Linked DNA regions of Mus musculus: regions 1, 2, 3, 4, 5 and 6 are each linked to region 7. Evidence: chromatin loops called from intact Hi-C (ENCODE). Cell type or tissue: heart. All regions are shown on one strand. Each heading gives the region's core, and the rest is flanking DNA. Links, peaks and the distances in the headings are about the cores only. Region 1 holds the start of Zfp1 (zinc finger protein 1). Region 2 overlaps Fa2h (fatty acid 2-hydroxylase). Region 3 overlaps Znrf1 (zinc and ring finger 1). Region 4 overlaps Cfdp1 (craniofacial development protein 1). Region 5 overlaps Znrf1 (zinc and ring finger 1). Region 6 overlaps Zfp1 (zinc finger protein 1). Region 7 holds the start of Znrf1 (zinc and ring finger 1).

Evidence for each region. A loop is a pair of places that touch in the nucleus more often than their neighbours do. Peaks named below come from ENCODE experiments on the same cell type or tissue, not always from the same donor. Only the 100,000 strongest peaks of a DNase experiment are listed, where the experiment ranks them.
Region 1: a loop joins it to region 7, with 5 times the contacts of the local background. A loop is called at or near these places in 9 of 42 quality-filtered maps.
Region 2: it touches region 7 in a loop (2.4-fold over the local background); 4 of 42 quality-filtered maps call a loop at or near these places.
Region 3: a loop joins it to region 7, with 4 times the contacts of the local background. A loop is called at or near these places in 9 of 42 quality-filtered maps.
Region 4: a loop joins it to region 7, with 2.0 times the contacts of the local background. A loop is called at or near these places in 3 of 42 quality-filtered maps.
Region 5: it touches region 7 in a loop (8-fold over the local background); 29 of 42 quality-filtered maps call a loop at or near these places.
Region 6: it touches region 7 in a loop (8-fold over the local background); 5 of 42 quality-filtered maps call a loop at or near these places.

The regions. Positions count from the first base shown.
Region 1 is chr8:111,641,696-111,646,036 of GRCm38, forward strand. It overlaps Zfp1 (zinc finger protein 1), which reads left to right and starts at 1,748. Exons shown (of 4, transcript NM_001037665.2): 1 at 1,748-1,917. In heart, for the core only: no CTCF peak of the experiment used is centred there; DNase peaks (open chromatin) are centred at 1,066, 1,826, 2,216 and 2,906; H3K4me3 peaks cover 2,220 bases; H3K27ac peaks cover 2,064 bases.
Region 2 is chr8:111,341,134-111,345,474 of GRCm38, forward strand. It overlaps Fa2h (fatty acid 2-hydroxylase), which reads right to left. Exons shown (of 7, transcript NM_178086.3): 7 at 4,005-4,341. Among named protein-coding and RNA genes, the nearest start is that of Mlkl, 5.1 kb to the left of the region's middle. In heart, for the core only: a CTCF peak has its summit at 2,301 (motif pointing right); a DNase peak (open chromatin) is centred at 2,308.
Region 3 is chr8:111,595,613-111,599,953 of GRCm38, forward strand. The region is part of intron 1 of Znrf1 (zinc and ring finger 1); the gene reads left to right. Among named protein-coding and RNA genes, the nearest start is that of Ldhd, 33 kb to the right of the region's middle. In heart, for the core only: no CTCF peak of the experiment used is centred there; DNase peaks (open chromatin) are centred at 349 and 1,909; H3K4me3 peaks cover 607 bases; H3K27ac peaks cover 2,693 bases.
Region 4 is chr8:111,823,290-111,827,630 of GRCm38, forward strand. All of the region lies in intron 5 of Cfdp1 (craniofacial development protein 1), which reads right to left. Among named protein-coding and RNA genes, the nearest start is that of Cfdp1, 29 kb to the right of the region's middle. In heart, for the core only: CTCF peaks have their summits at 1,238 (motif pointing left) and 2,126 (motif pointing left); no DNase peak of the experiment used is centred there.
Region 5 is chr8:111,623,794-111,628,134 of GRCm38, forward strand. It overlaps Znrf1 (zinc and ring finger 1), which reads left to right. Exons shown (of 4, transcript NM_133206.4): 4 at 1-1,927. Ldhd (lactate dehydrogenase D) reads right to left here. Exons shown (of 11, transcript NM_027570.4): 8 at 4,306-4,341; 9 at 3,695-3,785; 10 at 3,485-3,596; 11 at 1,818-3,397. The coding sequence ends at 3,232. Among named protein-coding and RNA genes, the nearest start is that of Ldhd, 4.4 kb to the right of the region's middle. In heart, for the core only: CTCF peaks have their summits at 1,368 and 2,340 (motif pointing left); DNase peaks (open chromatin) are centred at 408, 1,098 and 2,338.
Region 6 is chr8:111,660,892-111,665,232 of GRCm38, forward strand. The region is part of intron 2 of Zfp1 (zinc finger protein 1); the gene reads left to right. Among named protein-coding and RNA genes, the nearest start is that of Zfp1, 20 kb to the left of the region's middle. In heart, for the core only: CTCF peaks have their summits at 1,769 (motif pointing left) and 1,980; a DNase peak (open chromatin) is centred at 1,790.
Region 7 is chr8:111,533,502-111,537,842 of GRCm38, forward strand. Znrf1 (zinc and ring finger 1) reads left to right here and starts at 3,139. Exons shown (of 4, transcript NM_133206.4): 1 at 3,139-4,063. The coding sequence starts at 3,640. In heart, for the core only: a CTCF peak has its summit at 2,622 (motif pointing right); DNase peaks (open chromatin) are centred at 2,930, 3,640 and 3,860; H3K4me3 peaks cover 1,779 bases; H3K27ac peaks cover 1,710 bases.

The DNA.
Region 1 (4,341 bases), core at 110-4,109, 110 kb after region 7:
GCTTTTGCTGGTGGTGGTGCTTTTTTTTTTTTTTTTTTTTTAAGAAGAATCTACATGGCCCTGGCTGTACTGGAACTCACTATGCAATCTAAGACGGCATCAAATTCACAGAGATTCAATGGTGTCTGCCTCCTGAGTGCTGGGATTAAAATTGAGCACACCACAGCAGGCTCCAGCTCTAGTTTTGAGATTGGTCTTCAACTCTCTATCCCAGGCTAGCCTAGAACTCACTGTGTAGCAGCCCAGGTTGGTATCACACTCATAGCAGTGACCCTGCCTCAGTCTCCCAAGTGCTGAGATTAGAGAGATTAGAGATTACTCCCCCTCTATGTGAGGGGCAGTCTCCCATAGCCCAGATCAGCCTTCACCTACTCCTGCTGCTCTACTTCTGAGCACTGGGATCAATTCTATCCCCGTTCCTTTCCTTCCTGACCCCCCCATGCCTCAGAAATAGTTTTGTGTATATTTTATGCAAAGTTAAAATTATCATCAACAACAAATTTTTACGATTTTATGTGCATGAGTGTTTTGACTATTATATGTATGGATGTGCACCATATGCATGCAGCTATGCAGTGTTCATAATCACGGTCAAAACAGAAATAAAATCATACTGAGCATGGTACCGTTCGCCTGTTAGGAGACATTTCATGAGTCTAACCATCTCAGAAACAAGTTCCATCTTGCTGGCAGGGCCAAAACTGAGTTCATGTTCCCAGATCCCAGAATCAACTCCTATCCTGCTTCTTCAGGTGTTTCATGTCTGTGTGTTAACCAGTAATGGATATAAAAAGGGGGTTTTGCCATTATCCCATTATCTAACTAAGGCATGCAAATAGTAAGTGTATTTATTTCCTGTCGTGATTTAACGGACTACGTGCAGTTCCCTTATCATTCTAAATGCCAGGTCAGAGTCCAGGAGGGGACTTGACTGCAAAAGCTGACTCAGGACATTGAAACCAGGATAAGGCACAACCACCAATGTTAAACTTCCTTAACTCCTTGTGTCAAAATATGATTAGTCACTGCAACAGCCCCTCCCCGCCCCCCTTTGTGTTCCCATCCTGCAGTGCAGTCTCCCTTGGGGGACGAGGTTCAGATCCAGAACTGGCTGCCCCATACAGAAAATGAAGCTTTCATTTTGAAGCTTTTGTATCTGAAGTGAGTTTACTTAGCTTCCTCCCCTCTCCAGAACCCAGTAAGCAGGGAGCTGAAACAGGAAGATCATTAGTTTGAAGCCAGCCTAGGCTTGACAAGACCCTGTCTCAAACCAACAAACATGGGGTTATTTGTGCCAGTGCTTCCAAAAGTAACTGTAGAGCCGAGAGGTTAAGGAAAATGGTGGTAGTGGTAATGTGTGTGTCTGGGTGGGTGTAACACGGGGATCTCACTTTGTAGCCTTGACTGGACTGAGACTTTCTAAGTCTTCCAACTCCCAGGGATCTCTGCTTGCTTCTACTTCTCACTAGCTTGAATTAAAGGCGTGCACTACCACACCCAGAAAGGTGTGTGCTTCCAGTGCGGTTGAGATTTGCTTTAACGCACATATTTTGTTGTTGAAAGTTTTAATCAGTTACTCCAAATCCGGGTTTTTAACAGCACAGGAAGATGAAAGGGACCGTAACACAAACCAGACTGTTAACTTGGAAAAAACGGTCCCTACCCAACTAATAATGCGTACGTTTCCCAGAGTTCCTAGCAGCGCGGCTCAGAGGCATTATGGGAATTGTAGTCCTACACCTCAGCGTCACAGCTCCGAGGACTCTGGGAACGGCCGCTCGCTCCACAAGGTGCACGCTTGCGCAAAAGCGCTAGCGCTCGCCCTTCCCCCACCTGCAGTCGCGAGTGGGTGACAAGAGCCCCCTTCTCCGCGAGCCTCGTGACCCGGAACCGCGAGTGGAGGCTAGACCCCTCCAGGTATGTCTGCAAGGCCGGGATGCGCGGGCCCGGGAGGAAGGTCGCGTCTGCGCCGGAGTGGGAGTCTCAACTTCGACGCCTTGCGGGCCGCGGCGACCCCTGGGCGTAGGGTCGGGCCTCGAGCTCTTCTGAGAGTCGGTCCCTATGGGCTGTTCGCGGTCGGCGTGTGTGGGGTCGGAGGAGGACGGGCAGCTCCCGGGCTCAGCCTCCCTTTGGGGGGAGACGCGCCACTGCTGGCCGTCGCGGGGCTCAGGCCGCGCGGGGGCGAGTCTGGAAGCCTGGCGGGCGGGCGCGCGCTTGACCCTCCACGAGGGTGTGGGGGCGGGGCTCACGGTGCTAGCCACGCCCCCACGGTGGCTTTGCGGGCTCCTGGAACCTCCTTGTTCCTGGTGTCTGGTGTTTCCAGTTATATTGTCACGGAATTATCACGTCTATCCCGTTACTTCCGGTTTGAGCGTCAGTATAACAGATTTTTCTTTTTCTTTTTTTTTTTCCTAACATTGGCTTTTCTTTTTTTCTAATATTGACTTTTCTGTTTAGCTTGGGTAAAAGTTTTCATATAAGTATGTTGCCGAGGTCCAGCCTCAGCTTGAGGTGAGGATGGTCCTGAGAAAGGGGTGAGTGGGAGTGGTGCTGACTGAATAATATATGAGTCAGTAGTGGATACAAGCTGTCAGTTCATGTGTTCTCTTGTCAGAAACTGAACCCAGTCTTTTATTTACTAAAGATTTATTCATTAAATCTTTTTACCGCTGTTAATCATTTTCTAAAAAAAAAAATCCATGGTTACATAAATTCCAGTAATCCCGAACCTCCAACCCCCGTTTCTTTGAAATGAAAGCTAAGCAAAAGTACATTTCCTTATCTCTTAAACACAGTGTTCTCTTCACGGGCAGCAGGGCACAGTTCTTGTGGTTTCTTATTGTTTGAACACAGTCTGTTCTTCACGGCAGCTGGGCATAGCTTTTGCGGTTTCCTGGCACAGCAGACAGTCATTAAAGTGGCTATAAGAACAGAAAAGTGACAGACTACTGAGGTTAAAATGATTTCTTGCCGGGCATGGTGGCGCACGCCTTTAATCCCAGCACTTGGGAGGCAGAGGCAGGCGGATTTCTACAAAGTGAGTTCCAGGACAGCCAGGGCTACACAGAGAAACACTGTCTCCAAAAAAAAAAAAAAAAAAAAAAAAAAAAAAAAAAAAAAAAAAAAAAATCTCTTACTGGGCTGGAGAGATGGCTCAGTGGGGTAAAAGCACTGACTGCTCTTCTGAAGGTCCTGAGTTCAAATCCCAACAACCACATGGTGGCTCACAACCGTCTGTAGTGGGATCTGATGCCTTCTTCTGGTGTGTCTGAAGACAGTGACAGTGTACTTACATATATTAAATAAATCTTTACAAAGTTTTAACATTTTCGCAAGTAAAGCAGGTGGCTCTGTCTGATCTCTCTCTAGGCATTGATCTCTCCAGTCCCTCCAGTAGCAAGGAGAATGAAGGACTAACTTTTTATATGCATATCATCTTTTAATTCTCTAATCTTTGTTTCCATATCTTAACAATTCCATAGCCTCAGGTCCAAGATTGACAATCTCTCCATAAACGTTAGTTCACTAGCCTGCTGTACTTTCCCGTTAAACTACACTCTCCTTCTAATACTATCTGTTTCTGCATCATACACACGTTTTCCTCCTATAAGATAAGCCCACCTGTCATTTGCTTGTTTTTTTACAGATTCCTTTTTTTTTAAAAGATTTATTTATTTATTATATGAAAGTACACTGTAGCTGTCTTAATGAGGGAGTCAGATTTCATTACAGATGGTTGTGAGCCACCATGTGGTTGCTGGGATTTGAACTCAGGACCTTCGGAAGAGCAGTCAGTGCTCTTAACCACTGAGCCATCTCTCCAGCCCCCAGAATACTTCTTCTTTTCCTATCCATGCCTTTTTTTCTTGAGACCACTTTAACTCTCTATCGTTGATGTCCCCAAGGTCACCCTGGCTAACTAATGCAGCAGGCATTGGATCAGGGTACACGTATCTCCTCATACAATTCCAAGTTTAAAGATAAGTCACATAATGAGTGCTTTTTAGTAAGGACCATCTAGGTTTTTCTGGCCTTTGTAGTTATGTTGTCTAGATCTTTCCATGGCCTTAAGGCCTGTTTGTCCCTAGTCCCCTGCAGCCCCATGACCACCCCCATTCCTGTGAACCGCTTCTGTTTCATCTGTTAAGAAGTGATTAGTTCTGAGTAATGGGGGAGGCGTATTCACCAGAAAGAGAAATTGAAAGTAAAATAAAGACAGCAGATCAGCTTCAGGGCAACCGCAACCATCAGCACATGGTATCCACAACCAGGTAATGCTCCTGGGCAGGAACTCTGTCACGCCGCCCCTTACGCAGCCCTGCCAGACTCAGTAATACATAT
Region 2 (4,341 bases), core at 39-4,038, 190 kb before region 7:
TGTGTGTGTATGTGTGTGTGTGTTTTTGTGTGTATATGTGTGTCTATGTGTGTGGTTGTCTTATGTGTGTGTGTGTGTGTTTATGTGTCTGTGTCTGTGTTCATGTGTGCTCATGTGTTTATGTGTGTATGTATGTGTTTATGTGTGTGTATGCATGTATGTGTGTGTGCACCCTCATGTGTCTGTGTGTTTGTGTGTGCACACTCATGTGTCTGTGTGTATGTGTGGGTGTGTGTGCACACTCACCTAAGCAGGTGTATGTGGAAGCCATAGGGTGACTCCTCTATTGCATCAACATCTTATTTTATTCTAATACTTAAATTACTTCACAGGTGTTTTGCTTGCATATACATGTGTATACCATGTATATGTAGGGCCCCTGGAAGCCAGAAGAGGGTGTCTGGTCCCTTGGGACTGGAGTTACAGATGGTTGTGAAGACTATATGGGTGCTAGGTATTGAATCTGGCTCCTCTATAAGAGCAACTGTTGTAGTCAGGGTGTTTATTGCTGTGGCAAAACATCATGACGAAAGAGCAAGTTGGGAGGAAAGAATTTATTCAGCTTACACTTCCACTTGGCTGTTCATCACCAAAGGAAGTCAGGACAGGAACTCAAACAGGGCAGGAACCTGGAGGCAGGCACTGATGCACAGGCCATGGAGGAGTACTGCTTACTGGCTTGCTTCATGTGGCTTGCTCAGCCTGCTTTCTTATGGAACTCAGGACACCAGCTGAGGGATGGCACCACCATGGGCTGGGCCCTCCCCCATTGATCACTAATTGAGAAACTGCCCTACAGCTGGATCTCATGGGGGCATTTCCTCAACTGAGGCTCCTTCCTCTCTGATGACTCTAGCTTGTGACAAGTTGATACACAAAAGCAGCAAAACTTTTGGAGGCAAACAGCTGGCTTTACTCCCCCATCTGTTGACTCATCCCTTGTCTTGTGTTTTGAGAACAGGGCAAAATAAACACAGGCGTGCACACTGATCCGCCTCCACAGGTGCTGAGTGGAATAGAACATGGATTGGAAGAGCAAGCAGGGCTCAACACATCTCAAAGCCCAGTGTCTGATGTCTCTCTCTGTGTATCTCTTCTGCACAGTGATTCTTTCAGCCCTTCTCTGCTTTCTACTTTTATGTTAACTTGATACAAGCTAGAGTTATCTGAAAGGAGGGAACGTCAATTGAGAAAATGCCTCCATTAGATCCAGCTGTAAGCCATTGTCTTAATTATGATCAGTGGGGGAGGGCCTAGCCCAAAGTGGGTGGTGCCATCGTGGGCTGGTGGTCTTGGGTTCTATAAGAAAGCCGGCTGAACACGCCATGAAGCCAGTAAGCAGGATTCTTCCATGGTGTCTGCATCAGCAAGTATACAGCAGTGTGGAAGTGTAAGCTCAACAAACCCTTTCCTCCTCAAGTTTCTTTAGCCATGGTGTTTCATCAGAGCAATAGAAACTCTTAATGAAAACACCTTTCTTATGGTAGTTCTTCTTGGTGTGTTGCACAGAATTTTAATTTCATTAAATTTTTTTTTAATTTTAAAGATTTCATTTTGTATTTGTGTGAGACATAGCCAGAAACCAAACAGATGGGGCCATTCAACCTTGGACTTTCAGCCTCCAAAACAGTCAGTGACATAAACCTCTTTTCTTAATAAAGTACCGACTCTCAGGCATTTTGTTATAGCTACACAAAATGGACTAAGACAGATGGATGGCAGGGGTGGCTATAAATAAAGACAGGTGATGCCCTCAAAGAGAATCTTAAGCTAATGGGGGAAGGGACTGACTAGTGTATAAAGACTCTGGTGTCTTGTCTTCAAGTAAATGAACCTGGCGTGTTTCTCTGATGCTTCTCAAAGTTAACCCTCCCCCAACCACTGTTTCTTACCTCTCAATCGTGTCCTGTGTCATCTTCACTGTTGTTCTTGTTGGAGGTTTTGTATTCCACAGAGCCTAGGAGAAGCTGGGATCCCCTCTTTTGTGTTAGCTTTCTGTGTGTGTGGGATGAAGATAGGAGCTCCAGCATTTCCCAAGGATTACACTTATTCTGAAATATGCATTATAGATTCAACTCATTCATTGGGCAGAATACCTGTGAGGGAAATTCCAGCCACTGCGGCTGTTTGGAAATCCACACGAGAGTATTCATTTCCTCCCCAAACAGTAGATAAGACAGGGAAGTTAGACCAGAGAACAAGACGGGAAGTTTTAAAACTAATCACACAAGCATGGTTTCTAAACAGGAACTCTGAAGACTGCCCTAACAAGGCGGGGCTGCATGCTGTCACCAGAGGGCAGCAGAGTCCAGGGACCAGAAGGCAAAAACCCAACTGTTCCTAGGCAGATCTGACGGAGACAAGGCTGACTTACTTATACTGGGCTTTGCTACATGTAGCTTATTGTTCTGTGCACAAGGCAAAAGGATACAAAGTACAAAGCAGAGATCAGAGTTCAGAGCTAAAGAAAGAATGCAATAGAACAGAACTGAGGGGTAGTTCCTCCCGCCACCCAAAGACCCAGTGGTCTGGGGAGTGCTAACACCTGGCTGGCGCTAGGTGCTCAGGCAAGAACAATTGCTAGATCAATAAGAGACAATGTGTGTATTTGCTTTGCTCTGATCAGAATTTAATGAGTTCTTTTGAACATGCTTTCTTGAATTTCTGCTGAGGTTGGATAGATTGTTTAAATGCTATTTATTGCCTTTGGCTACCCCCTGTAGCCTGCCTTTGCTATTGGTGGGTTCTTTTTTTCTTCCACCCTTCTCCAACCCATTTCTTCCACTGTTTCAACCTCCTAACACTAGATAGGAGAGAAAAAAAGGATAGATTGGGAAAACCGACATCTTTACTGTTAGAGTACTTTCTGCTGCGTAGGGGTATCAAGTTTTTGGGGGACAAGTTTGCTCTTCAGGATATCTAGTTTCTTCTTGTTCTTGTTTCTTCTTTGCACAAGACTACCTTAAAAAAAAAAGACATCCAGCTCTTGGGGCCCTAGCGTTTATATACTCTCTGAAGAGTCCCCCAAATTCCCAGAGTCACACGATCGCTGAGAACTGTCTGCCACTGTCAAAATGGCGCCCCTGCTACAGCAAGAGGTAACATAGTCAGCTGCTGTGGACAGTCTGAAGTCTGAAGCAGCCCCATGTCCTACACCTGGGACTAAAACAGAAATGTATTATTTTTCTTAAATGCATGTATGTATGTATGTATGTATGTATGTATGTATGTATGTGAGTACACTGTAGCTGTCTTCAGACATCCCAGAAGAGGGCATCAGTTCTCATTACAGATGGTTGTGAGCCACCATGTGGTTGCTGGGATTAGAACTCAGGACCTTAAGAAGAGCAATCAATGCTCTTAACCACAGAGCCATCTCTCTAGCCCCAGAGTGTCTATATTAACTCCACATCACTGTGTTCAGGAAACATCACAGAAGAGGAGGCATAGAGAATGAGGAATGCTGGGAGATGCTGTCTTTTTTATGTTTACATGTTTTATATGTTTATTGTTTTTTTAATTTTTATTTTTACTACTTTTTTTTATATGTTATTGAAATCATGACCTCACAGTAGCTGTGGTCACCTGTGTAAGACCTATCCAAGATCAAGTTAGCCAAAATCCCAGCATAGATGATTGCCGGGCTAGAGTTTATACTGAGGAACTGTGGGCAGTGGGTAGGTATTGAGGGATGGGGGAACTTTTTGGTTTTTCATTGTTTGTTGTTTGAGATGGGATTTCTCTGTGTAGCCCTTGCTGTCCTGGAACTTTGTAGACTAGGCAGGCACTGAACTCAACACATCCACCTGCTTCTGCCTCTGCTGGGATTAAAGGCATATACTATGACCATACCCAGCCTGTCAGCTTTTTATTATCCCATTGTCCAGAAACTGGGTACAACTTGCTCAGAGTGATAACATCTTCCTCCTTCTAGACCAGTCAGTGTCCCTCCTTCCTAGTGATAATGGAGTCCAGTCACCATCAACAAACACCAATGGGTCTTTGCTGGTTTCTTCTCAATGTTTTATTTTTCAAAATATACAATTTATTTACATCTTTATTTCACAAGTGCAGTTTTGTATATTTATCCCAAAAATCTCTAGATAGCTTCACCGTAAACAGTACAAATCATAGACTGGTCACACTGCCTCTCTTTAGTCTTTGCACCCATTGGGTTTTTGATAAGTTTCAAGTAGTAATCGCTTGTGGGTAAGAAAGGAACAAAAAGGAAGGCAAGATGATTTTTTTTTGTCTTTTACATAAGCTCAATACATAGGATTAGAAAGGGCCATCTGACCAGCTACTTCATTTGGGGCCAGATTAAAAATATTTATGTAGCTT
Region 3 (4,341 bases), core at 231-4,230, 62 kb after region 7:
AGATTGTGAAGCTGGGGATTTAGCCCAATGGGAGAGCATTTTCTATACACAAGGCTCTGGGTTTGATACCTATATCTTCTCTCACCACCCCCACTCCGTTCCCCTTTCAACCTCCAAAAATAGTCCCTTTTGCTCTGAAAGTGGTTGTTGGGACCCTTGCCAGCCCATTAAGAGTAGTAAGCTTAGGTCATCTCTGCTGGCTGCACCCTGGGCACCTCTAGAAGGGCCCCTCCACCTGCTCTTGTTGACAGGAAGAATGAGAGGCTGCAGGTTGCTCTAGCCTAATGGGATTGGTTCAGCCTGCCCGGGGACCAACCGCAACAGTTCCCTTCACAAACACACCACTGTCTGGTAGAGATCTGTACACAGGCACATGCGATTGTTATCTGTGGCAGGCAGGAAGCAGTCTGCAGACAGCGGGCTCTTAACCGACATTCTGCGGCGCGCGCACTTCCCTGTCCTACTTACCCCTCGCCCTGGTTTCAGCAGTTGCTGGAACTGAGAAGTTGAAGGCAGCCTCTGCCGGGGTAAACTCCAGCAGTGGGTGCACATACCTGTAGTTGGTTAGCTCTGTGCAGTAGTACACGGTTGGTCCTCCTTCATACGGTTCCATGAGAACTTGGCGTAGTGCTTCTGGAAACGGATGGATCCTGAGCCCATCCCAAGAGTCCCAAGAATCTATGTATAAGGTCTATTCACCAGATAAGCCTAATCCACTGTGGACATTTCTGTTCAGTTCCCTAAGGACACCCATTGATTCACCAAGAGTAGAAATTATATTTAATTCTCTGCTGTGTATCCTACTGTTCAATATAGAGTAAATGTGAATGGACAGACTGACTGATTTAATGCCCATCCTGAGTTTGGCCAGCAGTTATGTTTTCATTGGTACCTAGAGAATAGAATGTACTCTGTGGGTGTAAAGATTATACTCCAAGTCCTCTCTGGAATCCCGTCATCTGGTGTGGTGTAAGCGGTGGGGTCTGTGGGAGGTGCTTGGCTTTAGATAAGGTTGTTACAATGGAGTCTTGATCATGGAGTTGTGCTTTTAGACGAGACAGAGTCACCAGCACTCTCTACCATGTTAGGACACAACAAGAAGGCTGTTGCCTACAGGCCAGGAGTAAAACACTACATCTGCTAGCACCTTGTATCTTTGGCTTGAAAGTCAATAGAACTGTGAGAAATAAATATTTGCTCTTTAAGCTACTGGTGGTCCACAGTATTTAGTCATAGCAACCCAAATGGACTGCGAGAGCCCAGATAATTTTCAGCAGGACCAAAGAATCCCAATTATTCCGCTTTGCCTTCTTTTCTGAGACAGGGTCTCACTCTGTAACCCTGTCTGACCTGGAACTTGCCTTAGCCTCAAGTACTGGGATTAAAGGCGTACAGCCTCGAGTCGGGAGGTGATGTGCCTGATGCTGGCTTCATTTCTCTTGAACAGAGAGAAAGCATCTGAGCACTGGTGCTGAGTCGAGATCTGTCTGTCTGTCTGGATGGGTGCTTTTTAATTCTTGCCACATATTTCAATAAGCAGTATTTGTCAATATTTATGTTTCTGAAGCCAATCTTCTGGGAAATTGGTGTGCTGACTGGAAATAAGGAAATGTTAAAACCAATATAAAAATAGTCCTCAAGGCAAAATGTCAAAGTGAAGAAGGAGTTTGCAGTTTGTGGTTCTCTCATCTCATAGGCATTTATGAGGGAAAGGTCCAGAACACAGACTGCATAGGACATAATTTGTCTGCTGCCTTGTGCTTGTCCGTGATGTAACTTTCTGTTACAGATTGCTTGCTTTCAGTAGGAGGGCCTTGGCTTTCTTAACCTTGGCTCTGTTGTCACAGGAAAGATTTATGAGGTATCCTCATGTTCCCACTAACATGTTGGAGTCTTTTCCACCAGTCTCCTTATTCCCACCCTCAACTTCCTCATTCTTATCTCCCAGAGTCAAGTAATCTGAGCCAGAGGAGAAACAATGAATACTATGCCTTGCACACCCTGGTAGAGATCATGTGCTATTTTAGGGATCTTAGAATTGGAGGCTCTTTTTGTTTGTGCTATACCCAGGGACTCTCTAGGAAATTTCTTTTGACCCTTTAGTCAATACCTCAAAAAACACTAGGATATTTCCATGTAGCTGTGGGTGACAGGAAAGCAATAAGGCTGTGAGGCTGGCACTCCCTCCCTCTTCCATCCTGTGTTTTTCTCTTTAGGTGCCATTTCAAAACCCAGTGTGGCCTTGGGAACTATATCCTGAGTGTCTGCCTCCATGTACTCCAGGGTGTAAGTGCAGCCGAGCGGAGGATGTGCTGATGAGAAGGGGCCAGGGCTAAAGTCACGCAGGAATCCAAATGTTCATTGTTTCTTATGTGCTAGGGCCCAAGCTTCAGCTAGTACTTTCTGAGAAATGAACAGAGGAGTATGTGTTTTTATAATCTGGGATTATAGGGAGCACCTAGGAAGAACCTTCTAGTTGACTTCCAGTGATGTGAAGGCCAGGGCTGGTGATATTTACAGATGTTAAGTTGCACAATGCAGGCTAGAAAGACGGCTCAGTGGTTAAGAGCACTGACTGCTCTTCCAGAGGTTCTGAGTTCAGTTCCCAGCAACCACATGGTGGCTCACAACCATCTGTAATGGGATGCAATGCATTTTTCTGGTGTGTCTGAAGACAGCTACAGTGTACTCATATAAATAAAAATAAATGAATCTTTTTAAAAAAATGTTGCACAGTGCAAACAAATAGTTTTATTCTATATGAATGATCATTTGTGTTTAAGTATTATGGCCATTTGCCAATAAGTCCAATACTAATCAAGCATTTTCTCTCTTGTCATTGAAAAATTCTAATCATCTAATGGTGTGGATCATGCCTTTAGAAACCCAGAAATCAGTCCAGTATGAATTCTTGGTATTATTTTTTCCCTTTCTTGTCTCTTTCTTAACTGACCTTTTTTCTCCAAACACATTCATGCTCTTTCTCTCCCGTCCTTCCTCCCTCCCTCTCTTTGTCCCCCCTTTCCCATCTCTTACTCTCTCCCCCTCCATCTTCCTTTCCCTTATTAAAAAAAGGAAAGCTGGGAGCTAGAAGATGGCTTAGAGGTTAAGAGTACTGACTGCTCTCCCCAGTTCCCAGGACTCACATGGCAGCTCACAACTGTGTAACACATACATATACTACACACACACACACACACACACACACACACACACACACACACACACACCCCACACACATATAGGGCAAAATGCCAATACACATGTAATAAGTGAATTTAGAAAAAATAAAGAAACAAAACTTGGCATCCCTTGGGGAGGGGGAGCTAGTTGAATATTGGGATCTTGAGCTATATGAATAAAGAACACTGGGACTTCATCTCTATCCACAGTGTGGTTCCAAGACCAGTCAGTTTTCTTTGGGAAGTTTGCTGAGGATGGTTGCTGTAAATGGGGCTCAGTTTACATAGCCAGTGTCTTGCTCCAACACTGCCCCCTGAAGCTGCAGAAAGAAATGCTCTTTCCCCTTGTAATATAGAGACAACCCGCAAATCATTTGGGGCTGATAATTGCACATTTACATAGACACTAGCTTTTTCCCCCCATGTTTGGTTTTGATTTGTTTGTTTGTTGTTTTCTTTCTCTCTCTCTTTTTAAGATTTATTTATTTATTTTTATGTATATGAGCACACTGTAGCTGTCTTCTGACACACCAGAAGAGAGCATCAGATCTCATTACAGATGGTTGTGAGCCACCATGTGGTTGCTGGGATTTGAACTCAGGGCCTCTGGAAGAGCAGTCAGTGCTCTTAACCACTGAGCCATCTCTCCAGCCCTGTTTCTTTTTTTCAAGAGCTGTGTGTAGCTCTGGCTGTCCCAGAACTCACTCTCTGCAGAGCAGACTGACCTCAAACTCAGAGATCCACCTGCTGCTGTCTCCTGAGTGCTAGAACTAAAGGCTGCCACTTCTCCCGGTTCTGGTTCGGGTTTTTAAGAGGCAGTGGTATTGGACTTGCTTCCCATGACTTATATTTATCTTGAACAGTATTCTTTGGCATTGCCCAGACACTGGAAAGCCCACACAAGCAGTGGTGAGGATTGTTGGGTACCAGGAACATGGCTGTGTGGTGTGTGGAGGCTGACATGGGTATGACGAGTGAGGAGGGAGAAGGTAGTGCTCAGGTCAGTAAGCATGTCAGGGCTGGATTTATCCATCGTAATTGCCTTGCTTGCTTGTAGGTAATCCTTGGTGTCTGGGAACTAGAAGAACTCCTGGCTTGATCCTCTGGATACTGGACAATGTCCCTCTTTCAACAGATGGCCCATCCTTTAAATAAGACA
Region 4 (4,341 bases), core at 11-4,010, 290 kb after region 7:
AACCCACCAACCAAAGAGCATACATGGGCTGGTCCAAGGGCCCCAACACATATATATCGGAGGACTGCCTGGTCTGGCCTCAATTGGAGAAGATGTACCTAATCATGTAGAGACTTGAGGCCCCAGGGAAGGGGGGTGCCTGGGGCTGAGGGAGGCACCTTCTCAGAGGCAAAGAGGATGGGGAATGGGATGAAGAACAGTGGGAGGGGGACTGGGAAGGGGGGCAATATCTGGAATGTAAATAAATAAAATGATTTTTAAAATGACAAAATTAAAAGAACTTATTGGACTGGGTGCAAAGTGGGGCAGAGAGGATGAAGAACTCTGAGGTTTGGGCCCGCATGAGCAAGAGCACAGTGTACACAGGGAAGGGATGTGCGGGGGAACTGCTGGAATGGAAAGAGGCTTTTGGTTTTTGAGGCAGGTTTTCTCTGTGTAGCCCTGGCTGTCCTGGAACTCACTCTGTAGACCAGGCTGGCCTCCAACTCAGAAATCCACCTGCCTCTGCCTCCTGAGTGCTGGGATTAAAGGGGTGCGCCACCATTACCCAGTTTAAGGATGCCTTTCTTCTACAGTTCTTACTTATTCGTGTGTGTGTGTGTGTGTGTGTGTGTGTGTGTGTGTGTGTGTAGGTGTGTGCAGGTGAGTAGCGCTGCAGTGCACAGTAGGAGGCCAGGGAGCTTTGTGGATGGAGGCGGTTCTCCCTTCCACTGAGGATTAGGTGGTCAGGCTGGCATGGCAAGCACAGCTACCTGCTCAGCCACTCAGCCACCTCACTCGTCCTCAGTACAAGTTTTAATTGGGGGTTGGGGGGCTTTTGGTATAACATCAGGGCTCGCCTTATGAAGAGAAGGGAGTAAGGGACCCACCTGACACTTAAATTAACCATAGTAAAAGAGGCTTTCCTCAAACTTTTTTTTTTTTTTCCGAGACAGGGTTTCTCTGTATAGCCCTGGCTGTCCTGGACCTCACTTTGTAGACCAGGCTGGCCTCAAACTCAGAAATCCACCTGCCTCTGCCTCCCGAATGCTGGGATTAAAGGCGTGCACCACCACGCCCAGCTTCTGTAGGCTTTTCTATATCATCTGTTTTCAAAGTTTTAAATTATTTCCGGCTGGAGAGATGGCTCACAGGTTAAGAGCAGTGGCTGCTCTTCCAGAAGTCATGAGTTCAATTCCCAGCAACCATATGGTGGCTCACAACCATCTATAAGGGAGTCTGATGCCCTCTTCTGGCCTCCAGGTGTATATGCAGCTGAGCATTCATATTAAATACATTTAAAAACATTTTTTTTAATTGTTTCATCTTGCATTTACAATAGCTTTGCTTGAGTAGTGGGGTTTTGGCAAGAGCCCCGGACCATGTAACTGGATATAACGAATGCAGGTCAGCCTCGTTTTCATCCTCAACCAAAATAATTAGAACACAACTGCTCAGCCTCTCCTGTAAGAAAAATCCACAAGAAATTACAAATTTAATAAATGTGAGTCTTGCTATATGCTCATAACCATCCACAAAATAGTACCAAGATTCTTTGACCAGAACTTTGGTGAGAACATAGACACAGACTGTCTGCTCCAAGTGAACGGTGTGCTTCCCTGACATTAGAACAGATGAGTACAGCAACTTCCACACAAACACGCGGGGATGAGCAGCAGAGTATTTGCAAAGGATCAGTATTAATAACGCAGTCCCTGAGGCGGCGCACAATTTCTCTCTTTAATTTTTTTATATTTATTTTTTTCTGTTGGGGCAGAGGGAGACGATCATGAGTACCACACTCTGTGTGTGGAGGCCACTGGACGACTCGTGAGGGACACTTCTCTCATGAGGCTTGACAACAAGCACCTTCACGGCTGTGCCATGTTAGCATGTCTATCTGTAATTAACAAAAAATCTCCACAAATAAAACTGTGTGTTACAGAAATGAGAGGGAAAAATAATTTTCCAAAGCAGAGCTGAAAATAAACCAAACTGTAATTTAATATATCTAGATATATTAAAGAAAACAAAACAAAGAAATCTCTTATCAAAGACTAATTAGGCAGACAAAAATAAATAGCACCGTCCAGTCTTAGAACGGCTTGGTGTGCCTGAGTGCTTGCTTTCCCAGGGTGACTTCTGCCCTCTAGTGCATGCTCAGCGCTCACTGCTGTCACTAACCAGCAGACTTTAGTCCTCTCTAGATGATCACAGTGCTCTCTTCACAAACCATTCCCACCCTTAAGCTGGGTGAATTCTGCACGCGCAGTAACTTTCCACGCCTGCTCTACTCATGCAAAAAGGCTTGTTGAAAGCACTGCAGTGTTTTCACACCCTGAGAAGTGCAGCACAGCTCAGACCTAAGAACACAACAAACATGGTCTACAGTACAGACACACCTCTCCGGCTCTCTAATTTTACTTTGTGAAGACTTCACACACAGTTCTTTTGTTCTTGTGTTATTTTGTTAAGTCAGGGTTTGCTAACATCCCTGGCTTGCCTAGAATTAGTTGTGTGGATCAAGCCAGCATCAAACCTGCAGCAATCTATCTTCTTGCCTCTGGCTTCCAAACTCTGGGATTAAAGACTTCAGTAGCCACACCCAGCTAGAGGTCCTTTTTTTTTTTTTTTTTAAAGAACACTTTAAAAGTATGAAAGGAGGCTGGAGATGGCTCAGTGGTTAAAAGCATTGACTGCTTTTGCAGGGGACACAGGTTCAGTTCCTAGAACCTACATGGTGGCTCAAAACCATCTCTTTAACTCCACTCTCTAAGGAATCGTAACATTTTCTGGCTTCTGTGGGCACCAGGCACATGATACACAAAAACACATACAGGCAAAACACCAATAAACACAGATTAAAATTTTTAGAAAAATAGAGCTTGTTCTAGCTACTGCTAATCTACAAAGTCTTGTAGGGATATACCCTGGAGGAATGAAAACACCCAATAACAAAAAAGTTTGTACATAAATGTCCACAAAACATTTTCAATAGCCAAAAATAAAAACCACCCAAAGTCCATTAATTAGCACCCACATAAACAAAATGGAGTATAATCTTTTCTTTCTTTCTTTCTTTCTTTCTTCCTTCCTTCCTTCCTTCCTTCCTTCCTTCCTTCCTTCCTTCCTTCCTTTCTTTCTTTTCTTTCTTTTCTTTTTTTTTTTTTGGTTTTTTGAGACAGGGTTTCTCTGTGTAGCCCTGGCTGTCCTGGAACTTACTCTGTAGACCAGGCTGGCCTTGAACGAAGAAATCCACCTGCCTCTGCTTCCCAAGCGCTGAGATTAAAGGCGTGCGCCACCACTGCCCGGCTTGGAGTACAATCTTACAATTACATTAGTCTACAAAGGAGATTTAAAAAAAGAGTAAATTATAGAGAGATGCTGAAGCATAAATAAACCTTGAAGATGTTATGTTAAGAAGTCAGTGGAGCCAGACAGGGCCTGGGAGGAGCCTCAGTGGTTAAGAGGATGAGCTGCCTTTTGTTTGATTTTTCGAGACAGGGATTCTCTGTGCAGTCCTGGCCATCCTGGAACTTGCTCTTAGACCAGGCTGGCCTCGAACCTGCCTCTGCCTGAGTGCTGGGATTAAGGTTTGTCGCCGCCGCCACCGGGCTTGACTTGCTGCTCTTGCAGAACCCCGAGGGTCTGTTCTGAGTACCCACATGACAGCTCATCACCACATAGACCCAGTTCTGAGGACTCTAACAGTCTAGCTCCCACAGATACACACACGGGCAGACATACATGTGGGCCAACACTCATACATATAAATTATATAAATACATCTTCTAAAAAGAACAAAAGGAAATATTGGGATTCCATTCATGAAACGTTAAAATAAACAAACCTGGACCAGAAAGTCCATGAGTGGGTTTGGAAAGACAGAGTAACTGGTAACAGGTCTAGTGTTGTAGCTGCCCATTACGATGGATATATCCTGTGTGTATGCCACAAACTAATAAGTGGTAAAATTCAAATTGATAAATTACATAGTGTCACACTTAGTCTCATTAAAGCTTTTAGTTGTTTTTGTTTTGTTTTGGGCCAGGTTTGGTAACACACACCTGTAACCCAGCACTCAAAGGTTGAGGCAAAGATCACAGGCTTGAGGTCAGCCTAGCTATATAGTAAGATTCTGCAATTAAAACAAACAAACAAACAAACAAACATTCCAAGTACACACTTCTAAACAAACAATGCATTGCTTTCTTACAAAAAATCACTTTCTGATCTCTCATATCAGAGGTCATGTTTGCTAAAGTATCTATTTTCCTCTATTGTTAGTAAGTACCAATAAACTTTCATTCATGATATCCTAGACAGTTCTGTTGGGACCCTGCTGGAAGTCTTGCTTCTTGA
Region 5 (4,341 bases), core at 141-4,140, 90 kb after region 7:
TTATTTTAATGAAGTGTTGTTACACAATCAAGGTGGAAGGCAAATGCCAGTTCCCTCTGTCCACCTCTCAGCCCACACCCCCTCCCTCAGCACCTGTAATGGCTTAGCCACTCCTGGGCAGAGGCTCTACATAGTGGCTCGGCTGTGTCTTTGAAGTTTATAAATTCTTAAGCATCATGGAGTGATTGTCAGTCTTCTGTCATCTCTGGTTGTGATAGGATGCTACTGGAATGATATTCAGGGGCAAAGCTCTTACAGCCACCAGAGGATACAGGCACCTGGAGATGCCAGCCCAGTCCGTTTGCTTTTCAGAGCCTCTGCCCCCCTCCCTACCCTCTGCTTGCCTGTTGCTCCGTGCAGAGCCAAGTGCTGACTCATGGGCATGCTTCTCTGAGGCCCCGGAAAAGGCCCTGCTCTGGGCTTCTTCCAGCTCACAGTCCTTGAACCAGAACCAGCCACTCAGCCTCATACAAGTTAGCAAATTGCAGGCTGGGCAGGAAACCTCGGGGCAGAGCAGCAGTGCATACCTGCCTGTCTTCTAGCCAGGCTCCAGGAGCTGCATTTCAGGGCCTCCTGCAGAGCCAGCTAAGGGAAGCTCTGGAGGGAGATGGCACCACCTCTCTACCATGACCATTTCCAGACCTGCCCCTTGTACTGCTGTGTCAGGGCCCAGTCCCAGCAGGCCCACAAGTTTGGACTATGCTACCACCCTTGCCCTCAGATGCGTCCTGAAGCAATTGCTCTGTGCAAGGACATGTGTTGGAGGCCAGTGGGCATGTGGGCACCAAGGCAGGGAGGCAAGTTCAGAGAACTAAGAGTGCTTTATTTAGAGCCTGAGTGTCAGACGCCTCAGGACCTGAACTGTAAGCACTGTCAATGGCCAGAAACTGGGCTCTTGTCTGTACTGGGGCACTTTACTTCTTGGTGGAACCGTGAACTCGATCCCTTGCATGTGAAGTGGGGACAGGGTCATGCGGCTCGGTTCAGTTTGTGTCGGGGATCTGCCCCAAAGGCCTGGCACATGCGCAGCAGGCTTCCTTGTAGCTATGTCACTGCAAAGGGCACTGTTCTATTCCCAGCACCTCCAGCTTCTGCCTGGCACCTGTGTCTCCCCGTTCTATATATAATCCTACCAGCAGAGCTGGCGGGCCAGGGCCCAGCCCGCAAAGAGATCTCCTTGTCTGACCCCCGGGCCTGGAGACAGGCTTTGTGTGCCCACCTTGGCTGTGTGAGCTCGGCTGCCCTGGCAGTGCTGTGGCTGAGTCCCGTGGTTGAGTTGGTTGGGGCGGCGCTGAGCCCCACACCGGGTGCTATTCTAGGCTCTCTAGGCTGGTGCTCATCCCATCCCCAGTGACTTCCGCCCCCACCTGGCACACCAAAGCCCTCTGTTGGCTGTCATGTCCTCTGAATTTGGACCCAGATTGCCAGTGCCTGGTGTGAGGGGTGGGTGGGACTGGGCTTGTCTGGGCTTCCCAAGGTGGCACTTGTGTGTGTCACCTTTTATCCAGACAGCCCTCCAGAATCCTGTGTTGTTCGTTCCTACTCTGCCTTTCTGAGAAGGAAGAAAATCCGGAAGAGCCAAGGGATGGGTTCTTCCCCTTAGCTCTGAGGAGCCCAGAAAGCCTTCTGAGAGCTCCAGGAGCCCCTTTTGAAAACCACCCATCTAAGCCATTTAATAGTATTGAAACTCATAGGAGAATGTCCTCCTTAGGAGACAGTGGCTGAAATATATAGTTGAATGATTTCAAGAAATGTATAATCTAATCCCATATGGTCTCCCCTCCCCCAAAATATACAAAGCAAATAAGGCAAAAATGTCCATTGTTGAATCTTCAACGACTGATATTTCAGTGAATATAGTGTATTTGTTCTTTCAACTTTTTCTGTATGTTTGGGATTTTCTTTAATAAAAGAAATTGTGGGGAAATGGCTGTGTATTGAGTTTCCCATTATTGGAGGGTGTATGTAGGAGCCCTGCCCAGTGGAACTCAACTTGGGAGGACTTGAGGTGAACAGACTGTCTGGGGGTGAGGGGGGTTCACTGGCGATATTTCTCAATGGTGAATTCGGGACTGGTGTTTGGGTTTCTTCATCCTGAAGTAGTTTGGGAGCAAGCCAAAGAATCATGAGACAGACCTGAAGTTGGACTAAGAAAGTGTCAGGGTGGGGGGCAGGAGGCTGCTTCTTCCTTTTTTTTTTCCAACCCAAGTACCTAGCAGTAGAGAAGATGGTACTACAGTTGACTGGGACCCACAAGGGTAAAATGCCTAGAGACTGGCCACCCTAAAAGTGTCTGCTAGGTTTCTGGTGTTGCGCGCCCTCTCGTGGACTTCTGGGGAACAACTGCAAGTACCTCCAGACCAGGGCTCTGACCAGGGAGTCTCAAAACTGCCAGGCCCCAAAGTAGGCAAGACCCTGACTTTGAAAGTAAGCGCTGGTGGATAGAGCTTTATACCATGGATAGGGATGGGACACAGTAGGTTAGTTCATCTGTATTTCTATTGTCCACCATAACAGCTTGAAGAAGGTGCTTCAGTTTCCTGGTGGGGAAGCTGTCAGGTGACCTCCACCACTGGCAGGTCTCCTGCCTCAGGTATGCAAAAGCAGAGGGGCTGGGACTGACTTTCTTCCAAAACTTGAACTCCATCCCCTCCCCAGGCTACAGTTAGTCTGGGGATGGGCCCAAAACAAATGCTTTTTAGCCCAAGGTCAAGAGACCTAGAGGGGGAAAGGATGCAGCTGCAAACGGGGCTCACGTGACCAAAGAGCCGGCCCAACAGTGCCGGATGGAACGGTCCTCCCTCCCTCTGCAAGGAAAGGAACGCTCCTGTCATCATATATACAGGGTGAGTCATGATGCAGGGCACCAGCAGAGGAGAGGCCCCCACAGACGGATCTGGGATCTGATCTTAGCTTGGAGTAGATCCACACCACCTCTGCCAGCCAGGAAGACACCCCACTGGGAAACACCCTGGGTTTTCTACCGGAGTAAAAGGCTCCTAAGAACAAGGGTAGCAGCTTTCTGTGAGAGAGTCCAGCTCCCTCACCTTCATCTTGAGCCCCAGCTACAGAGGCTACCTGGCAGGCATAGATAGATAGATAGATAGATAGATAGATAGATAGATAGCATCAGCCCTTCCATTTCGTGCTCGATCGTTGGCATGAAGGAAAAGACCAGAACAGGGGCGGGCTTTGTGTTCTGGAGATTGCCAGCCAAGGGTTACACATTCCTCATAGCACTTTGCCTGGGTTCATGAGACCACGGGGATCCAGTGTGTTTTTGAGCTGCCGCATGGTCTCCACGCCCACGGGGCCCACTTCCTCTTGGAGCAGCTGTCGCTTGCCCAGTCCGATGCCATGTTCTCCAGTGCATGTCCCACCGAGTGCCAGGGCCCGCCTAGGAAGCCAATTGAAGGAACCCCCAGCACTCCTCCCTCAGCCTCCGCCCTCCCCAGCCCCCAACCCTCCCCGGTACAGTCCTCACCTGCCCAGATTTTCTGCAAAGGCCTTGACCCTCCTCTGCTCCTCTGCATCATCTGGGTCGACCAGGAGGATGCAGTGAAAGTTGCCATCACCCACATGCCCAACGATGGCTCCTAGGGGCCCAGAGAACAGTAAGTGTCGCCTCTAGTCTCCTTGCCCAGGCCTTGGCTAACCCCAGCGCCTCCCAGACGGCAGTGAAGTAGAACAAAACCTGTGAGTTTTGAAGCTTTAATCTCCTCCTTGGTCTCTACCAAGATCTCTGGCAGCCGGGAGATGGGTACACACACGTCCGTGGAATAGGCCTGAATCGGAAGGCAAGCCTGTGTGATTCCCCCCATCACCCACTGCCTACCCAAAGTTAAGGGATCACTGTGGTCAAGCCTAGGACCAATCCAAGGGGTCTTGATGTCGCGGAGTGACACATCTGACCCACTGGTCTTCTTCGCTAGCCCAGGTCTTCACTACTCCCCTGGATCTAAGCCTGGACCCCATGCAGGGTCCCAGCAGCCCCACCCTTCTGAACTTCTGCATAATCTGCCCAGCCGTCCCATCTAGCTAGACTGCCTCCTTCCTCTCCATTTCTTCCCCAGGAGGCCCTTCCAATGTTTAGAATTCCTAAGTGCTCAACACTATACCTGAGGCTGACTTGTGAACTCCTAAGTTTGGAGCAAATTAACAGTTCTTTCTCTCTAGACTCTGGAATAGCTGGGTGCAGTGGTCTATAGCCCCTTGTCCTCACACCCACTCAGCCAGCCCTTGGTGGGCCTCAGTCTTCTCTATGTGAGTGGGTAGATCCCACCTCCAGCCCCAGCTTCAGCTCACCTTACTTCCTGGACTCAGGGCCAAGGCTGCATACCA
Region 6 (4,341 bases), core at 66-4,065, 130 kb after region 7:
AGGGGCCTGCCAGAGGCTCCAGACAGCATCCCTGTCTGCCACTGACAACTCATATACCATCAGGTCTGCTGGGTCATATGGTCCAAGTGGTAGGGCAGCCTGGAACTGTTGAAGAGCCTTGTGTTCCAGGCCCCACACAAAGCTCGCAGCTTTCTGAGTCACCCGATACATGAGTGGGAATAATCACCCAAGTGAGGAGTGTGCTGTCTACAGGATCCAAATAGACCCTCTAAGCCCTGTGCTGCCTCTTGGTGGTGGGAGGGGCCGCTGCGTAATGCATCCCTAACCTTAGAACCGATGTCTCTGCTGGCCTCGCACCCCTAGACTCTCAAGAATTTCACTGAGCGCACGCCTTTAATCCCAGCACTTGGGAGGCAGAGGCAGGTGGATTTCTTAGTTTGAGGCCAGCCTGGTCTACAGAGTGAGTTCCAGGACAGCCAGGGCTACACAGAGAAATCTTGTCTCAAAAACAAACAAACAAACAAGAATTTCACTGAGGTAGAAGGCCCTTGGATTATAGTTTATTTTCCATCTCTGATGTATGTATGTATTACCAACAAGTCTGAAGTGGTTGCTACCTTCTGTTCACTCTGTCTAATCAGCATGTCCTCAATATGGTGAACCGATATTTTGTGAAATTGATGATCAAGATCCAATTGAAAGCTTCAGGCAGGCATGGTGGCACATCTAATCTCCGTGCTTTGGAGGCAGCTGGGTGTGAGTTTGAGGCCAGCCTGGTTTCCAGAGCAAATTGCAGGACAGTCAGGCTGTACAGAGAAACCTCTGACTCGGGTGCTGGAAATTCAGCTGAAAAGAAATTGTTTTTGGTGATCTTATGGACAGGTACTAGGAAAAGGGGCATTTAATAGACCAATAATTGCAAACCGTGTGCTAGGAGATGTGTTAATCTGCTCAGGGACACCACCCCTGCCTGCATCCTTCAAGTCCTTAATGGCGGCACACATTTCTGCAATTCCTTCAGGATGTGCTACTGTTTTTGATTTACTATTTTCCCTGACCGAGGCAACTCTAAAGGCTTCCAGTTAGCCTTTCCAACAGTAATAGCTCTCATTCCACAGGTCAGGGAACCAGTGTGAGAATTCTGCCAACTTCTAAGTATATGCACCCCAGTTATACATTCTGGGACTGGGGAAATAACCAGAGGATGAGTTTGGGGACCCAGTTGGACTTCAACCAAAACTCCATGAATCATCTGACCTCCATAAGCTCTAACTTTAATTGGAGGACAACAATGTTTTTGGGGTTCCCGCAATCAGCAAGAATCAGTATCCACCAATAGACCCAGATAATCTGATTGCTTCCTTTCCCCCACTGTACAGTTCCCCTTGTAAAAGGCCATAGGTCCCTCTGGGGAACGACTGGAGAAAGGCTAAGAGTAACATTTTTAGGCATTTTATTAAGATCCTTCATCCATGGACTTCTGGGTCTGCAAACTGGCTCAAGTATGGGAATCAGTTCACAGGCAGAGATCCCCTTTTGCCATGATCCAGTGTAGCCTTTCTTTTATTTGTTAAGAGATTTTCCATTTGTACAGCTGCTTTAAAAAAAGAAAAAAGAAAAAAGAATGCAGTAGGCTTCTTACCATTTCATGCCAGAAGTACCATGGTTGATTAACCAGCACCAAAGGTCCATGAGAGTTATGCCATTATAAAATTCACCACAGATTAGACCTATATGGACATTGCTTTGCCTGTGCTTCCCATTATAACTACAGTCATCTTGTCTTTGGTGACTCAGTGCTGCCACCTGCTGCTTCTGCTTGGGGGCCTGATTAGACTCAGGCCTGGTCAACTTGCATTCAATTCATCCAACTGAGCAGCAACATCCCCAACCCTAAGGCCTGGCGCAAGGAAAGGGGCAACAACAAAGCTTATCAAATGTGCTGGTGCCCCTCTTGCCATTTTGCATCTTATGGGATTAGTGAAGGACATTCGTGATTAACTGAGTTACCAATAATGCGTTGATATCACACTAAAAAAAAGCACGTCCCCTTGGAGTTATGTCGCCAGAGTGAGTGCAGGTGGGGTTCTCTCGGCCTGCCTGTCCCTGTGTGTGTGTAGAGTCTGTATGTGCAATATGTGTCTTATGTGTGGGAGTGGTCTGTCCCTAGCAAAGGGTTTGCTCTGTCTCTATTGGGCAGCCCAGAAAGCACTACATGGCAGTGGGGAACTTTACTGAAATCTAAGTTTTACAAGGGATTCAGTCCCTGAATTGAGCTGACTCCAGCTGACAGATAACACATTAACTAGAGATTATGATTATTTAACATTATGGTGGGTTTTAGGGAGTATTTGCTGCTTTCGGCAGATGGTACACATGCATTGCCCTGGGTCGGGGCATTTAAAATACATAAGATTAGAGCTGTGCATTAGCTCAGGTTGTAAAAGTTGATGACTTAGTACACCCAAGGCATCTAATGTTTGTTATCACATTGTTCTCTTAAAGGCAGGCTAAAGTTCGAGGGTACAGTAACATTGACAGTCTTAAATTTTAAGGGACCTTAAAATATATTAGCTGTGAAGTTCCAGTCTCTTAGAATGTAAGATATTCTCAGAATATTGCATTGCCATGTGTCCTGGTGTATTGGAGCCCAGAAGAGGGTATCTGATTCCCTGGGACTGGGGTTACAGTGGTCAGTTGCCAAGTGGGTTCTGAGAATCCAGCTGGGGTCCTGTGAAAGAGTAGCCAGTGCTCTTAACCACTGAGCCATCTCTCAGCTCTGTCAGATAAGTGTTTTTCAAAGATGTTCTTAGTCTGTACTGTATTTTGGGGGTTTTTTTGGTTGTTTTTTGATTACTCAGGGGGTTAACTTTGGTTTTGTTTTTTGGGTTTGTTTGTATGTTTGTTTCTAGACAGGGTTTCTCTATGTAGCCCTGGCTATCATGGAATTCTCTACTCTCATAGACCAGGCTGGCTGCGAACTCAAGATCCTCCTACCTCTGCCTCTCTTGTGCTGGGATTAAAGATGTGCACCACCACCTGGCTGGGTTTGTTTTGTTTAGTAGTATTGTGGAGGTGAGGGGGAGAGAATCCTGCTGTATAGCTGGTGTTGACATGGAAACTGTGTAGTTGGGGCTTGCCTTGAAATCATGGTACTACCTCAGCTTCTCAAGTTCTGGGATTATAGGTGTGCACCAGCAGAGCAAATGACATCTTTTGGATTTATTAGAGCATAAAACTCTCTCATTCTCATTAATGTTGTAAGGGGCATGGTGTCCACACCCTTAGCCCAGCAGCTCAGGAAGCAGAGGCAGGTAGCCTCTGTAAATTCAGCTCCAGATAGTGCTACATAAGGAGACGGTCTTAAAACCCGTTTTGTGTGTGCTACGGCATCTGAGCCTTGACTTTCAGGAGTTGGTTCTTCCATCATGTGAGTTCCAGGGATTGAACCCAGGTCGTCAGCATTGATGACTGGCTTACCACCGAGTCAAGCTGCCAGCCCTCTTTCCTTATGCCTTGTGTAATAACAGTGTACACAGTAAAGTACTAGGGAGGGATATACTCTGCTAATAGTGTACTTGCCTTGCATCCTTGAGGCCTCGGGCTTGATCTCTAGTACCCCCACCCCAAACCCAGAAAAGAAACGGTCTGCAGTGTGAGCGCTTGTGCATACCTGGGTTAAGAAGCGGCTGCCAGCTCCCTGCGATGCCAGCTCAGTTGAGCCCTTCTTGGGGAGTTGGGTTTTCTTAAGTTACATTTTAAAAGTTTTGTGCACATGGTTGGGGGCTTAGGGGATGTGTGTCATAGTGTACTCCTGGAGGTCGGAGGACAACTTTCAAGGGTCAGTTTTCTCCACCACATGGTAAGGAACTCAGTCTTCAGGCTTGACAGTAAGCCCTTTTACCCAGGTAACTGTCTCATTGGCCCTTTGTGTTCAGATTGCATTAGCTGGTGGCAGTATAAGGGATAGTCTTACTGGCAGACAGCAATACTTACCTAAGCTGTGGCTCATAGTCTAGTTGTAGCTTTCCCGAAAGCTCACAGAACCCTCACTGAGAAAGTCACTGGCAAGGTCAGGATAGGAAGTACAGGGCTCAATGCTGCTGGTGTGTCAGGCCGGGTCAGAGTGTGCATCCAGTGCTCAGTGTTTGACAGCACTGTTTGATGAGGCAGATGCTCTCTATCTTCTGCTTCTGGCTCTACCACTTGACTGCCAGCTCTCGGGAGTTGGTTAAAAGCAGGCAGATCTGTTAGATGGATGGAGTATCCTTACCTGATCCAAGGCATCTTGGTGTAGAAGGAGGAGAGAAATGTCCTTAGTTAGCACATGTCCAGGACAGACCAGAGCAAGTACATGTAAGAATCCGCACATAGAGCCGG
Region 7 (4,341 bases), core at 172-4,171:
TTGGCTGGATCTTATTGTAGCTGTTTCCCACCCCCCACCCCCCACCCCCTTTGGAGACAGAATCTCACTGTGTAGCCCTGGCTGGACTGAAACTATGTAGCCCAGGCTGGCCTTAAGCACAGCCAGCCTCCTGCCTCTGTCTCCCTACTGCTGACATAAAAGATGTGAGCCTGTCACACTCAGCTTGTTTAATCTTCTTGAGGAACTGCCAGGCAACTTTCCAAAACAATCAACCATTTAACATTGCCAGCAGGAAGGTTGGCGGGTCTGATCTCTCCGCAGCGGTTACCATCTTCCTCTGATCATAGCCATTCAAGAGGGCACAAAATGCTTGTTCTGAAGGTTATGAGAAAGGGAACGCCAACTGTCTTGTTCACTGTATGCTAGAATTTAGGAGAGTCTGGAACTTCTCAGTTTTAAATATTTTATTAGGGAATGGGTTATAGCTCACTAGTAGTGTACTTGCCCAGCATATATGAAGCCCTAGCTTTAATCTCCAGCACCTGAGTTGGGGGATAACTATATATGCATACATACACACACATACACACATGTGTGTAGTGAATAAGATGAAAACAACTTTGTTAAGATGGTTATAACGTATTTTTCAAAAGTAGATGTGTCAAGAATCTAGGTTTTTTTTTTTCTGTTTTCTGATTACCATAGTCTTTCTTCTGAGAAAAAAAAAATAGATGTTTCCTTTTTACAGACTGATTTTTATTTGTATGTGTATATGTCTACATGAGTGAGTGCTACCTATGTGCGGGTGCCAATGGAAACCAAAAGAGGTCATCTGATTTCTTGGAAATGATGCTTCAAATCAGACTCAGGTCCTCTGCAAGAGCAACGTACTTTCTTCTGAGTCATCCCTCCAGCCTCTAGTAGTTTTTAAAATTTTCTTCAGATCACTCAGTTCAGTTTTAGAAGTGCACACATTCCTGATTTAGACACAGATAATATTCTGGATATTATCTCAGTGTGTTTGTTTTATTTTTTTTAAAGATTTATTTATTACATGTAAGTACACTGTAGCTGTCTTCAGACACACCAGAAGAGAGCGTCAGATCTCGTTACAGATGGTTGTGAGCCACCACGTGGTTGCTAGGATTTGAACTCTGGATCTTCGGAAGAGCAATCGGGTGCTCTTACCCACTGAGCCATCTCACCAACCCTTACGTTTATTTTTATAAAATTTTATTTACTAATTTTTTTTTCAAGACAGGGTTTCTTTGTATAGCCCTGGCTGTCCTGGAACTCACTTTGTAGACCAGGCTGGTCTGGAACTCAAAAATCCGCCTGCCTCTGGCTCCCAAGTGCTGGGATTAAAGGCATGTGCCACCATGCCCGGCTACTAATTTTTTTTTATATATGAATGACTGTATGTATGCATGTATCATGCCTCTGGGGTTATGGATGGCTGTGAATCACCACATAGGTGCTTGGGATGAACCTGGGGCCTCTCTAAGAACAAACGCTCTTAACCCCTGTGCCAACTCTCCAGCCCCTAGATACACACACGCAATTTGGTTTTTTGTAACAGAGTTTCTGTGTGGCCTTAGCTGTACTGGAACTTGGTTTGTAGACCAGGCTGGCATGGAATTCAGAGATTGTCCTGCCTCTACCTCTCGAGTGGTGGGATTAAGGTGAGCACCACAGCCATGAAAATTTTTGCATTGGCTTTTCTTTTTCTTTTCTTTTCTTTTCTTTTTTTTTTCGAGACAGGGTTTCTCTGTATAGCCTTGGCTGTCCTGGAACTCACTCTGTAGACCAGGCTGGCCTCGAACTCAGAAATCCTCCTGTCTCTGCCTCCCAAGTGCTGGGATTAAAGGCATAGGCCACCACTGCCCAGCTTGTTCGAAGCTTTTAGCTCACCCCCAGCACTCTGTGCTTGCAAACAACCATCTTTCTGTGGCCTTCCAGGCTAGTCACACTGGAAGAGACAAGTCTATTAGCCCCTTTAAATCTCCCTCCAATTCCATTTTCGGAAGCACGGAGCCCACTTGACAGAGTGACAAGAGAAGGTCAGGTTAGTGACTGGGTGATGCTTACGGTGCTCAGAGCTGAGCACTTGAAAAATTATTTGCTCAAAGAATAAGCAAAGTGAAAATATGAGAAAGACTGGGACTGACCTGGCAAGGTGAGTCTCTGTTGCAAAATGCAATTTGGTCAACAAATATTTATTGAGTACTGTGCCCTTGCCTTGTGGCTCTATGTCAAAATATGGCTCTATGTCAAAATACATGATAAACAAAACAGCAATCGGCCTTGGGCAAGGAGTTTCTAAAACAGCTTTCCCGCTGCATGGTTCTTACTTTTTTTTTTTTTTTAATCCACCTATTGATTTTGAGGATTATATTCTAGCCTAAGGAATCGATTCAGACCCAAATAGTTGGTTCTGATCTAACGACAGCAAAGTCTAGGCGCCACTGGGGCACTGTTGTATCTCCTAACAGCTAATCCCAAATGTGTTTGGGTCCAAGCTGATTCCCTCCTCCCCCCCCCCCCCCGCCCCCCATGCTAAACTTCCTAAGGTTGGCTGGGGTCCTTGGATGGAGAACCTCCAAACGAATGGACAGCATATCCACCAGAGGGTGCTGTGAGGGCAGGTCTGTGGCGGGAGGGGAGCTCCCCCAGTGACCCTTCAAACCCAGGTAGGCTTTATTAGTTGGTTTTTCTTTCTTCTCGGTGTTTCCTTCCTACCCGCTAAAACCGTCGTTACCCCTCCCCCCACTCAGGGTCTCGTTTTGAAGACATTGATTCGACTTTCGCCGCGACTCCAGCAGAGCTGTGATCCAGAGGAAGTCTGACCTCTGTCGCAGACGCCCGGCGGCTGGAGACGTCCTGTCCCTGGACCGCCCGGGGCGCAGGCGGTAGGTGGGTGGGGACCTCCAAGGCCGCAGCTCGCTGCTGCGCCGCAGGGGCCGCGAAGGGGTTAACCCGGCGGGGGGGGGGGTGCGGGAGGAGGGAGGGGGCGCGGGCCGCGCGTGCGCTCTGCCGCCCTCCATTGTCTCCACGGCGGCGAGGAGCGCCGGCGAGCGCAGCCCGGGACGGAGCGGGGCGGTGCGGCTGGCTGGCGGGGCCGGCGGCGGCTGGAGCCGGAGCGCGACGCCACGCGACCGCGGCTTCCAGAGCTCCGCCTGGCTGCCCCACCGCCGCGAGCCCTCCCGAAGCCTGGAGGAGTGAGGGCCGCCGGCGCGGGCTGAGGAGTCCTGAGACGGGGGACGCGAACGGCGCGGCGCCCGGAGCCTCCGCCGCTTCCTGCTGCGGGCGAGCGGCCTCCTCCGGCTCCTCCCTCCCTTCGCTGCGGCTCCTTAGGCTCCGGAGCCCGGGGGCGGCCTGTGGCGCGAGGCGCCGGCTCTGGACCGCGCTTCTTCGGACCTTAAGGGGAACATGCATTCGGCTTGGACAGTTTGAAATTCTTAGTTTGGGGTCCCCGCTCGCTTGCTTTTTCCACCCCGCGGATTTTTTTTGAGGATTCCCCCCCTCACCTTTTTTCATTTTTCTCCCCTCGGGGCTCTTTTGTGACTCTCCCCAACCCCAACCCTCCGCCTTTATGTTCGCCCAGACCTCCACCCGCTTCTGAGTAGTGGGGGAGGGTTTCAGCCTCCACGTTCCCGCCCCACCGGGGCCCCGGCGAACATGGGGGGCAAGCAGAGCACGGCGGCCCGCTCTCGGGGCCCCTTCCCGGGGGTCTCTACGGATGACAGCGCCGTGCCGCCGCCGGGAGGGGCGCCCCACTTTGGGCACTACCGGACGGGCGGCGGGGCGATGGGGCTGCGCAGCCGCTCGGTCAGCTCGGTGGCGGGCATGGGCATGGACCCCAGCACGGCCGGAGGGGTGCCCTTTAGTCTCTACACCCCCGCCTCCCGCGGGACCGGCGACTCCGAGAGGGCGCCGGGCGGCGGAGGGTCCACGTCGGACTCCACCTATGCCCACGGCAATGGTTACCAAGAGACCGGCGGCGGTCACCATAGAGACGGGATGCTGTACCTGGGCTCCCGAGCCTCGCTGGCGGATGCTCTACCTCTGCACATCGCACCCAGGTGGTTCAGCTCGCACAGTGGTGAGTCCGCGGGTGACGGAGGCCTTGAAGGGTGGAGTGCAAGGGAGGGCGCGCCGGGGCGCCCGAAACCTCTTAATGTGCTAAGGTATGGGTATGAAGCTAACTCCTGCCCTTCCCCTGGTTCCTTCCATGTCAGAGGATGAATAGGATCAAATAAGATAACTACTGCCTAGGGGGAAAGCTGCCTACTAGGCGTGTGGAGCCGGGTACCTTAGGACTGCAGGCATGTGTTCACTTGTGGATGGCTGAGTGAAACCTGCCTATTGAGGTCGCATTTA